3 separate regions of the Homo sapiens genome follow, and regions 2 and 3 are each linked to region 1. The links are chromatin contacts, found by Hi-C in ENCODE. All regions are on one chromosome and are shown on one strand. The core of a region is the stretch at or near the end of the contact, and the rest is flanking DNA. Distances in the headings are between cores, read along the strand shown. Region 1 holds the start of MCM3 (minichromosome maintenance complex component 3). Region 2 holds the start of BAG2 (BAG cochaperone 2). Region 3 holds the start of ZNF451 (zinc finger protein 451).

Region 1 (4,002 bases), core at 600-3,099:
ATTCATTAAATAGAATTGTCTTTACATAGTTTCCAAATTTGCCATTAGCTCATGGAATGTTAGAGTAAGACAGATTATCAGAGATATTCTAATTCAGTTTCTTCATCTTATACTGTATATAAGGAAACAAGCCCAGAAAAAAGTGTGAGAATCAAAGATGTGGTTTTCAGATTTCCACTCTTTTGGACTTTCTACTACAAATGACTCGACTTCTTTGCTAGTTTGAACTAAGCTTCCCGGTTCTTTTAGTGTTAATTTCAAATTGTTTCCAGAGCAGAGGATATCTCAGTACTCTGTCCAATAAGTTCATAAAATAAGAGTTATGAGTAAAAAGTCTTAATAAATCAGTAATTACCTCTTGCTATATAACGGCAAACAGTATCTTTATTCTAGAATTTTCTTTTTTTTTTGCCCGTTAATAAACATAAAAGCAAGCAGTCAAATGACAGCCTTTTTGCTTTGGCTAAGGATCGATTTATCTGCCCACTAGGATGGCACAAAACATACAGTAACTATAAACTGAATAATAACTAGAAATACATATACCCACACAAATAGATGGCCTATATATTTTGTTTAGGCAGATTATTCTTAGAATATTTATCAGTACATAGTGAGTCCTGAAGACTTTAAAACATAAGCTAATAGTTGGCTGAAATTTCAGATAAAGAATTATCAAATGTCTGATGTTGGGCAATCCAGTATTTCAGCTTCTTGTTCAGTAAAATTAAAAACACATGCTGGGGCAATGGGCTTGCTCTTTATTGTGCAGAGTGGTTACATGGGTGTAAGCACAGGTAAAAATTCACTGAGCTGTACACTTAAGATTTGTGCATTTTACTGTATATACATTATATCTCAAAATAAAACTAGAAATATAAGAAAAAGCCAACCACGACGGACTGAAAACAAACATACAAATTTGGACGTGCGATGATCTTTTAGTCATTATGGTTTCAGATTTGCTGTTAGTTACTGATTGATATTTAATCAAAGTGACGTGAAACACTTTTTCCCCTCTTGAGCTGATCGTTCAGTAAGCTAAGTTACTTAAAAGGATCTTGTGATCTTTTTATAAGACCAGAAAGCCTTTAATTTACCTGTTATTAAGTAAGATGGAGTAGTAACGGTTTCCAAAATTTGTATAACACACGATGAAGTCTCTAGGGGGCAGGGTAAACACAGATTTTTTTTTTCACTTCATCCTTCTCTGCGGCGATGTCTTTATGGAGTTCGTCAGGCAACGGTATCAGATAGCAAATGGGTTTTTAACTAATCTTTCCCTAAGGTACTGTAGTTCTATATTCTATCCTATAGATTCTCAAAATCCACTTTTACACTAGGATGCCACTGGAGGGCAGTTCTGATTTGGATATATCTTAAAAATGATTTGCTTTTATGTTTTCATCTCCCTGCGTTATAAAGCACCATCCTCTGAATTTGGTCGTTGCATCGGGTCAAAAGTTCTGCAGCTTGAAAAACCCTGCAAAAACATCCGGAAAGGAGGGAGAACACTACAACTCCCAGAACGCAATGCTTTCCCTCTCGCCAGCCTGTCCCCTCCAGCTGCTCAATGACCAGCCTCTGTGAGCCTCCTCTCAGCCCTATTGGTCAGTTTGCTCGTCAGTGAGTGAGGCGGAGGGAGGGGAGGAACAGAGAATCCCGGATGGTACGTTTCCCGCCACCGCGGGGCGCGCAGCGGAAAACCCGAAGAAGAAGAAGCTTTTGATTGGACAGTCGCTAGTCCGACCTCAGAGAACTCAGCCAATCATAATGCTTATATGCTCCCAAGGTCCCCGCCTCTTCCTCGAGGTAACCTTTGGTGGCGGGAAGAGTTCGGAAGTTTTCGCGCCGGGGTGGAGTCATCCTGGGAACCTCCACGCGACTTTGGTGGAGGTAGTTCTTTGGCAGCGGGCATGGCGGGTACCGTGGTGCTGGACGATGTGGAGCTGCGGGAGGCTCAGAGAGATTACCTGGACTTCCTGGACGACGAGGTGAGGGAGGCGCCGGCGCGCGGGCTCTAGCGCTCGGAGCCCCTGCGGACGCGGCCCGGCCGGGAAGCCAGAGGCCCGCCAGACCTCCAGACCGTGTGCCGCAGCGGAGCCTGCCGGGCCCGAGCCTCCAGCCCCAATCTTGTAACTTCTCAACGCCGGACTCGCTAGTTTGTGTTCGATAAGTGAACTCTTAGGAAGCCAGCTTTCTCTTAAGTACAAGCGATGGTCCGGGCGCGCAAAAGGCGACAGGTTCCCATTAAGTGCAAGCAGATTGGCAAAGCCCACCTCGGCCTTTTGCATTTCACTGCTCTCTCTTGATTTGAGGAGACTGTGGGGGAGGGGCTGCCCTAGGGCTATAGTGACCAGCCGCGTTGCAGAGTGCTCAGATTTTAGGGACTGACGTTTTACCTGGAGGAAAAGACTCCATAATTCGGCTGCATTCTTTTTCAATACCAACTAAGATGCAGATAAAAAGTGTTTTGTGTGCAGGCCAAGGGGATTTTATGTGCAACCCAAGACTTAAAGCCATAGAATGTTGAAAAAACCATCTTGAAGGGTTGATGATGTGACCAAATAGCTGAGATTCTCTATTCCTTTAGGTCGGGGTATGAGAACCCTTTCCGTATTATAGAGATGATTGGAAAAAATATTACTTTTTACATAATTCTTAAATGAAAAGCCATTTTAATGTGACTATTAAGAGTCTGTTTTATTTACATTTTTATTGTATATATTTGAAGTGCACATGTTTTGATATACATGGTGAAATGATTACTACAGTGAAACAACATATCCATCTATTCACGTTGTTACCTTTAACATTCACATTGCTAGGTTTAACTTAACATTTTAACAAAGTTTGCACTTACTGTCCATTTAGACTTCTCATGAGCTCATTTTAATTCTCCACTAAAGACAGAAATTACAGCATGCAGAAAAGTTGTCCATGATGATGGGAATAACAGCATGGACCTTGAGGAAGTCATTATAATTCTTATAGTCCCCTCTTAGGGTGTTATTTCGAATCTAAAAACAGTGAATGAAAGGGAGAAATTGATGAGCACATACTTACTGGGGATTCAGCTCTGCTGCAGAGATTGACTTAGCTATCTGGCTATGAGAACTACTTCTGTTTAGAAACATTGTTTTTAAATTTGTGGCTATGGTGATATGTGGTGGCTGTTTTGCAGGAAGACCAGGGAATTTATCAGAGCAAAGTTCGGGAGCTGATCAGTGACAACCAATACCGGCTGATTGTCAATGTGAATGACCTGCGCAGGAAAAACGAGAAGAGGGCTAACCGGTGAGAGGCAAGGGGATATACTGGCTGTCAGTGAGAATGGCTCCCTTCCCTCTTGGCCAGATTGGAACAGCCTCTCAGGAGAGGACTTGTATGAAACAGGATTGATCTACAAGCCCTCGTAGCTCACCTGCACCTATTTTTTTTTTTTTTTTTTTCAAAAAGTGGGTGGTTGGCATTTTCCTCCCAAATGCCCCTCCTTCCAATGTTTAGCTGAATATCATTTTTATATCTTTGATAAGTTGAGGTGAAGTTGGTCCTTAGTTCTGGTATTTTACTGAGTCTTATAGGATGGTGTTTTACTGAGACTTATAGGAGAAAGCAGAAGCTGGATTTTCTCATTGTTTTTAATGATCTAAGAATGTCTGCTGTTTTGAGGATCCATTTTTTTGAGTTCTGCCCAGTCTAATTTTTCTTTCTCTTGCTTATGTACAGGCTTCTGAACAATGCCTTTGAGGAGCTGGTTGCCTTCCAGCGGGCCTTAAAGGATTTTGTGGCCTCCATTGATGCTACCTATGCCAAGCAGTATGAGGAGTTCTACGTAGGACTGGAAGGCAGCTTTGGCTCCAAGCACGTCTCCCCGCGGACTCTTACCTCCTGCTTCCTCAGCTGTGTGGTCTGTGTGGAGGGCATTGTCACTAAATGTAAGTGGGTTAAAGGGGGCCGCTTAGGAAATGAATAGACAGGGAGATGGGGAAAGCAGGAGAG
Region 2 (4,002 bases), core at 504-3,003, 4.9 Mb before region 1:
AGCATTACTTCTCTCTTCCACTTGCCTCATTCTGAGTGGAACCCCAGAACCTGGTGTAGGGCTTAATAATCCAAGAAATTATTTTGAGTGGAGAATCTCTCACTCTCTGGCTCTTTTCTCCCAATAGTAACAATAATAATGCCTCACTTGTTAAGAGATACCGTGGTTATTGAAGTATTTTCTCAGCAAACAGATACTTCATGTTTGGGTGTATTAATGTAGGAAGATAAAGACACACATGCAGTGTTTCCTAAACTTTTTGGCTCACATGCTTCTTTGCTCATGCACAACCTAGACAAAACTATGTAACCAACTCCTGTGTACAGTTTCACGGAATTGCAGGTGCCTAACAAGATTTTCTTTTAACTACACCTGCTCACAAAATTTACACAGTAACTTGAGACAAACGTTCACAGGAAGTAGATAAAACTTTTCAATACACCGTTAAAGTCTTTCCAAAAATCTATTAACATTAAATTGTTTAGAAATTCTATACAAGTCTACTACTGTATTACCAAATAAATTCTTAAGCAAGAAAAGGGGAAAACTATCTTTTCATGCTTTCAGGCCAGTAACTAGCACTTAGTCTTCTATGTAGGGAGGTGCCCAATAAATACCGAGAGACGAACGGAACCGCTGAATCCCGTCCGCGAGGTTAGGGGAGAAACAGAAGCGGCAACGTCTCTGCTGCACGAAGCACCCGGTAACTTACTGCCTACCCCTCACTCCTGTCTAATCTTTGCTCTCAATGGATTGCTGGGTTGGTTTTGTTTTATTCATTTTTGTTCTGAAGCAAGGAAACTTAACTTCACGTGGAGGGCCACTGTAAACTGCTGCCTCCCTTAAAAAATGCATAACGAGAAGAGTAAGTTAAAACGTTTGGGGCCACACAGAAGGTTCTAGAAGTTCTGCAGACCCAAGCTGCCACAGTCCTTAATCGCATGGAATCTCACTGTAACTTTTATCTCCTCTGATTTTTTTCCGCTCCCTAACACCTAGGTAAATTAATCAAAGTGTGGCCACCGATAACGCCCTCACAGGTTTAGCTTAAATCGAATGCGTTTTCTCTCGGACTAGGGGAGATAATCCAAGAAACAAACAAAACTACACCACGTCCATCCACAACAAATCTCAACAAGCAACTTCGGTTGCCGCAGCCTCACTGTGCCCCAGGCCCCGGCCCGCCACACGCGGCCTCCGTCCGCTAACCGCCCGCGAACCGCCCGCGCGGCGAGCAGAACGCCCGAGACCGCCCGCCCGGAGCTCACCTGAGCTCCAGCTGGTCCAGGCTCTCCAGCAGGCGGCTGGAGCGGTCAGCCATGGAGGAGGAGCGGCAGAAGCGCCCCTCGTTGGCTTTAGCGTTGATCTTCGCCTGAGCCATCTAAGCCTCCGACGCGGGGTAGCCAAGAGGTCACCGGCCCCTCCGGCGGCAGCGAGTGGAGCGCTCCTTGGGCTGCAGGCGTCGCCGTCACCACGCGGGCGCCCGCCCTCCCTCTGACGCCCGCGGGGGCAACCCGGGAGGACTCGCCGACACCGCGGCTGCAGCGTAGCCAAAGAAGGGCAGGCGCGGCGCCCGCGGGGCTCGGGGACGCCGGGCCTGGGAGGGGGCTGCAGCGGCTGGAGTTAGAGGTTCGCGAGCCACACGGGCTCGAGGATGGGCCGACAGGGGCTCGGGCCTGGGGAGCGCAAGTCTCTGAGGCACGGGAGGGGCGGACGCAGAGACCGAGCGCCTAATGTGGCTAGCGGATCGTCTGCTCCCCGGACCCAGGAACTACCCGAAGCCCGCGCGGACCCACAGACCACCCCCAGCTCCGCCCCGCGAGGCCCCGCCTCTTCATGCAACCTAAAAGTAACCAACTCCCCCCACGCGAAGGTTCCTATCGGTCGACGGGCTGTGGGTGTATTGCTCAGTGACGGCTTCGTTTAGTTTCTCCCAGCACCCATAATTCAAAGCAAGAACAACGACATTATGGGGAGAAAACGTCCTTTTGTGAAACAGAAGGCAGTAAGTACAGCTCGTAGGCAGCCCACACTCACCTGACCTTCCTGTTACCACTTTATACTGAGATGAGAGTAATGAAAGCCCGGACAACACTGAAGCTATGAAGTAAAAAAGAAAAAGCTACTCCATCTTTCCCTGTCTAGCTAGATGTGGGAAGCAAAGTGAATTTACTTCATTTTTACCATTCTAATTTTCTTTTGTTTTTGAGATGGGGTCTAACTGTCGCCCACGTTGGAGTGTAGTGGCGCGATCACGACTTACTGCAGCCTCGACCTCCCGGGTTCAAGCGGTCCTCCCACCTCAGCCTCCCAAAGTGCTGGGATTACAGATGTGAACCACCACGCCTGGCTTAATGAAGGGGTTTTAAATTTTTGCTATTAAAATTATTCCTGTTGAGCGAGCCGAGATCTCGCCACTGCACTCCAGCCTGGGCGATAGAGCGAGACCTTGTCTCAAAAAAATAAATAAATAAATAAATATTCTGAGTGAAATAATTGGCATTAAAAAGTCCTCAACTTTTAAAAATCCTGTTAACAAAAAAGATGCAGTAGGCCTCTAGGTCAGGCACCAGCTGTCGGTAAAAGACGGAATAGAGCTGAGGATACAAAGATTAGTCTACTTAAAAAGTTAGGCTTTAGTCCCCTCTCCTGATAGCTCTATGCCTCTCATTGCAAGGATGACAATGTACAGGGCACAGAAAATGATAGATAATAATAGTTTAAAGCTGAGCCACCACCTTTAATCAGAGATCAAAGCCATTTAAATACTTGAACAGAGTTGAAGCCCTTAAGGCTGGATCCCAATTCCCTCTGAACTCATTTTAAATCCTAATTAACTCTTGGGGTAGGGGATTATTTGACCTTATTAAAAATAACTTTATCATGACACAAACGAAAACAAAACACATTTTGTGAGTGGTTTGAAAGTCTATCAAGTGACTTTAGAATCATCCTGAACTCTTTTTCTCTCTTATCCTAGATCCACACCATTAGTAAACCCCATCAATTTTGCCTTCAGAATATATCCAGATTCTTCCCAATTCTACCGCCACCATTCTGGTTCAAGCTACCTGGTGAGTTTGCACCTGGAATACTACAATACCTTCCTCTCTGGTCTCCCTGCTTCTACTCTTGCCTCTCATGTACATGTTATCTCAGTGCAGCAACTACAGCAATCCTAAATAAGGCAGATCATACCATTTATTCTCAGAAACCTTCACTGGCTCCTTACCTCAAAGTAAAAGCCCAGGTCATTAGAAAAACCTCAGTAAGTTCATTTCCTATTACTCTCCTAGCTCATCCTGTCAGCCATACTAGTCTTCTTGCTTTTCCTTGAATATACTAAGCTCCTGTCTGGACCTTAACCTCCTCCACCTGGAACTCTCTTCCCGATATGTATTTTCATCCTCATTCCCTCACCTTCTTCAGGTCTTTGCTCAAGTTTACCTATCAGTGAGATCTTTTCTGACAACCCTATTAAAAATAGCAAGCCTCCCCCCAACTCCCTGTCCCTGCACTATTTATTCCCTTCCCTTCTTTATTTTCCGTCGTTACACGTATCACCATCAGATATGCAGTTTTATTGCCTTGCTTACTAACATTGTACAATCCCCTCCTCTCCACCAATATGTGCTCCACAGAGGGGTAAGGGCTTTGTTTTGCTTACTGGTATATTCCAAGTGCTTAGAACAGTTGCTGGCACATGGTGGGTACTCAATATTTTGTGATTGAATGAATTAATGAGTGAATGATGTAATGAAAAGATAAGCATCTTTGTCAATGTTAGAAACATTTACTTCTGACGATAATCCATATAGCTTTCTCTGATGTTACACAGCGATTACATCTCCTTGTGTCTAAATTAAAGTCAAAGTATGAATTTTAAGATGATTTTTAATTATTTAACAAGTAGAAATACGATCAGTGACAATTATCAATTAAAACATTAAACAACCCAGTTACCTTTTCTTAACAGTCATGATGAAATATCCCTTTCCTGTC
Region 3 (4,002 bases), core at 713-3,212, 4.8 Mb before region 1:
AAAAAAATTCTCTTCACAAATATACCAAGATTCAGGAAGAACCTGAAATATCTGTCCTCAAGAGCCATGGAAACCTGTTATTAAACATACTTCAGCGCATGGTGAAGGAAAGGACAGGATACAATTCACCCCCATCCTCTACTCCAAATCCGTAGAAGATCAAAATGAAAAGGAGAGAGTACAACATACACTGGTAAAGGGAAAGAAATTCAATAAAACAATCTTGTGAAGGACTCCTAAACAAATCTATTAAAATACCATACAAAAATGAATTACCAAAATGGCCCTAATGCTGGGAAAGAAACTGTTTAATAACCAATTTTACAAGGTTTCCCAGCATCCACCATAAATGCACATCTGACACTCAACGAAAAATTCTACAGCTTGAATACCAAACTGCAACTAACTACGGCATTCCAAAAGACGAGTTGGGGACAGAACCGTTTTCTGCCTGGCGAGCTGAGATACCACTTTACGCAAAGCCTTTCTAAAACTCCAATAATTATGGAAGAAAATCACCCCAAAATACATCATAAAACACTCTCTTCTGCTTTGGAAACCCATGCTGTACAAAGTGTGCTCAGAAATCCTTATGTCCCTGCACTTGTCTGAAAATGAAGATTCCTAGGCCCCCGCCTGGAAATTCTGATTCGGTAGGTCTGCAGTGGGGCCCAGGAATCTGCCTGTTTATACTTACTAAGGCTTGAAAACTACTGTCTCAAAGGGAACAAACTCAGAAAAATAGAGCATGTTCCCAGTGATGTAGGATTCTTCATTATGAGCATCAACTGTACTATGCCGTAACATGATGATCTCAGAGGTTAGAGAAATCTTCAAGCTATTTGCCTTCATGTTAGAAGCACCATAACGCTAAGATTCTGGGCTCTCACAACCCTTCCTGTTTTCTACGTCCTTGCTCATCATTAGCAGCTCCTTCCTCCGTGTCGCCTTTAGAAGTTACTCTTGCTCCATTTCAAAACAGCGTTTTAGACACCAGCGTTTTTATCTTAAGTTTAAATGAAAGGCAGGGGGCGAGATTAAGTGTACAGCACGTTCTTTAGGACGTGCTCTTTGTGATGGCTACGGGGGTGGCTCAGATAGCTCTTTTGGTAAATTTCCCAATCCTGCGCCATGCTCCAGTGTCTAGTATGTATTAGACACTCATGAACATTAAATGACCAGGTGAGGTAACATTACATAATGGCCCACCATAGTCTTTTACTCTGGGAAAACCCCAATCATCATTGCTACTTACACTGACAAACTGAATGTCGTCTTCATTTTCATCCGTTGTTGACTCAGATGCCTCAGGGCCAGCTGGAGGGACAGATTCTATTATCTATAAAAACAAGCCAAAACATGCTTATCTGTTCAGCCACATTCGTGTAGGAAGAGAGCGTTTCCGAAAGGAACAATTAAAGACAGAGAGCTCTTGAGGAAAACGAACTGAGCACAATTTCACGGAAACCCGACTAGGAACGGAACTCGAGCTCTGGCTCTTGCCACAGAGTGTGCGGAGCTGCAGGGACCCAACGCTGAAAACGCGTTAGTTACCAGCCTCTCACAATTCCCCTTATCTACTCCAGGAGGAACGCAAGCTCAACACCGAAGGGCAATCCTGCCTTAAAACGTCGCTCCCACTGGCCCAGCCGCGGCCACAACGAACGCCAGGGCCCGTGCGGGGGGCCGGGCGGCCATTGTTGCTGCGGGTTCCTCGCTCAGACACGCACCAGGCCCCAGAGCTGGGCTCGGCCCAAGACACTGAAGAGGTATCGCCCCGAGGCTGCGACGGAGCACCAGGCCTCAGACCGCAGAAAACACAAACCCTTCGCGGTTCGCCTCTGAGAACGCCAGGACCCTCACTCGACTACTCACCTCCGACCCCGGGTCTCCCATGTCTCCGACGGCCGCGCTGACAGCACCACTGCTCCTGCTGTCCCTGCCGCCGCCGTCGCCACGAATCCCCTTCCCGCCCTGCACCGCCTGGCGCTACCGGGACCCGCCCCTGCGTGAGCGCCGACGCCACCGGCGGAAAGAGACGCAAAACCTCTTCAAAGGAGGAGCGGCCCTTACTGGCCCGCTATGCCCCCGGAGCCGCTTTCTCTCACTCCCGGGCTTCCTTCCCCGCGCCGCGCAGGATGCTGGGAATTGTAGTTCGGGTCCGCCCCGAGACCGCCCCTCGCCGGAGAGGAAAAGAACCATGCGCCTAAAAGACGCCAGCTGCAGTGGGTGGGGCGAAGCCAGGGGCCAGCTGGGTCCTGTGAGATAGCGAAGCACTGGGAAGATGTGGGAGGATGTGAAGGAGGGTTTGAGTTGGTATTTGTTTGGTTTTGGTATGGTTGTGAAGCGCAGCTCATTGATTTTTCTGTTTTAGCCCTGAAGGTGGGTGGTGGGAACGGATTTCTCTTTTTTTCCTTTCATTTTTAAATTTATGTATTTACTCATTTTTGAGGACAGGGGCTATGTGGAGGTTTAGCTGAATCCTAGGATCAGGAAAGAATCTGAAGTATCCTTACATTACACACCTCTTCCCTAGCGTCAGTCTCCCAGGCCCTGCCAGTATTAATACACCTGAGGAAGAAAATAGGGATGGGAAATCCAGGGCCCAATAGGAAAGGGAACCGAGGTCTACCTAACTATCACTAAACCCTAGCCAGTGATTTTGAAATGCACTTTTTCAATATTCTCAGATATACTGAGAGAATATGAGAGATCTATTTATAGACTGCTGTAAGGTTGACCTTTTAACCTTTTGTGTGTTCACACTCATAAACCAGTCTATAAAATAGATCTTTTATATTCAACTATGCATTTAATCTGTTCTCAGGTAATACCTTACCAAAAATTTAAAAAGGTTTTTTAAAAAAACACACCAATCGTTGTCAATAAAGTTTATGAAAAGAATTAAGTGATAACATTATTTTAGGCCAGGCGGGTCCTCACACTCTGGGAGGCCGAGGCGGGCGGTTCACTTAAACCCAGGAATTCGAGACCAGCCTGAGCAATAAGAGGGAACCTCGTCTCTACAAAAAATACAAAAATTAGCTAGGCGTAGTGGTCCTTGCCTGTAGTCCCAGCTACTCAGGAGGTTTAGGTAGGAGAATCGCTTGAGGCCGAGAGATTGAGATCCAGGCTGCAGGGAGCCAAATTCATGCCACTGCACTGCAGCCTGGGTGACAGAGCAAGACACTGTCTCAAAAAAAAAAAAAAAAAAACACAAATTATTTAACATCTCAGATTCCTGTTTTTGTTTGTATGCAAAACTACCATCTGATTGCCTAAGCCTGTAGTAATTATTGTTTAATATTTGACATTTCCTGCATTTCCACCAAGTGCTTTATGACTTTAGTTACTTTCTACCTAGTAAGTTTGAGACTTGTGGAAGCCAATTGAGAATGACAGACGTGCATGGGGAGTTCTTCAAAAGCTGTGTGTAAATTAAATATTTTTAAAACGTTAATGTGTAGGCAAAACTTGTATTTAAAAGCTCTTCCTAGTGGGCTGGTGAAAGTGTCCTCTAATATTTAATCAGTTGAGGCAGGAGTTAATGGGTAAAATTCTTGGAAAACAAGCAGTATGTGGCTAGACCCAAAAACTTCTCACACCATACAACTCAGTAACTGTAGTTGCAGGGATTTTCCTGAAGATACATCACAGGTTTTTTTATAACAGCAAAAACTGGAAAATATCTAAATGTCTAATAATTGGGGAATGTAATGTTTAAATTTTGGTATGTATGCTATAAAGATAACATTACAGTGTTTTATCTCCACTGAAAATGTTTACCTAACATTTCTCAAAGCATATTTTTCAAAAATTCAAGAAATATATAGGATAATTAGAACCATGTTGTATTCGTTCTTGCACTGCTATAAAGAACTACCTGAAACTGCGTAATTTATAAAAGAAAGAGGTTTAATTGGCTCACAGTTCCACAGGCTGTACAGGAAGCATGGCTGGGGAGGCCTTGGGAAACTTAAAATTGTGGCAGAAGGTGAAGAG

Evidence for each region. Hi-C counts contacts between places; a loop is a spot of excess contacts on that map. Pooled maps may share reads with other maps.
Region 2: a pooled map shows a loop between it and region 1 (11-fold over the local background). The contact joins the promoter of BAG2 here to the promoter of MCM3 in region 1. A Hi-C loop is called at or near these places in 5 of 50 pooled maps.
Region 3: a loop to region 1 is called in a pooled map, with 18 times the contacts of the local background. The contact joins the promoter of ZNF451 here to the promoter of MCM3 in region 1. A Hi-C loop is called at or near these places in 8 of 50 pooled maps.

Annotation. Positions count from the first base shown.
Region 1 is chr6:52,282,589-52,286,590 of GRCh38, reverse strand. It overlaps MCM3 (minichromosome maintenance complex component 3), which reads left to right and starts at 1,849. Exons shown (of 17, transcript NM_002388.6): 1 at 1,849-1,994; 2 at 3,185-3,297; 3 at 3,730-3,938. The coding sequence starts at 1,917. RefSeq lists enhancers at 1,372-1,571, 1,892-1,971.
Region 2 is chr6:57,170,077-57,174,078 of GRCh38, reverse strand. It overlaps BAG2 (BAG cochaperone 2), which reads right to left and starts at 1,753. Exons shown (of 3, transcript NM_004282.4): 1 at 1,269-1,753. The coding sequence starts at 1,381. ZNF451-AS1 (ZNF451 regulatory antisense RNA 1) reads left to right here and starts at 1,866. Exons shown (of 4, transcript NR_110742.1): 1 at 1,866-2,005; 2 at 2,981-3,074. ZNF451 (zinc finger protein 451) reads right to left here. Exons shown (of 15, transcript NM_001031623.3): 15 at 3,774-4,002. RefSeq lists an enhancer at 849-1,606 and silencers at 1,341-1,610, 1,661-1,740.
Region 3 is chr6:57,088,148-57,092,149 of GRCh38, reverse strand. ZNF451 (zinc finger protein 451) reads right to left here and starts at 1,962. Exons shown (of 15, transcript NM_001031623.3): 1 at 1,876-1,962; 2 at 1,256-1,339. The coding sequence starts at 1,896. RefSeq lists a silencer at 1,904-1,973 and enhancers at 1,394-2,276, 2,144-2,293.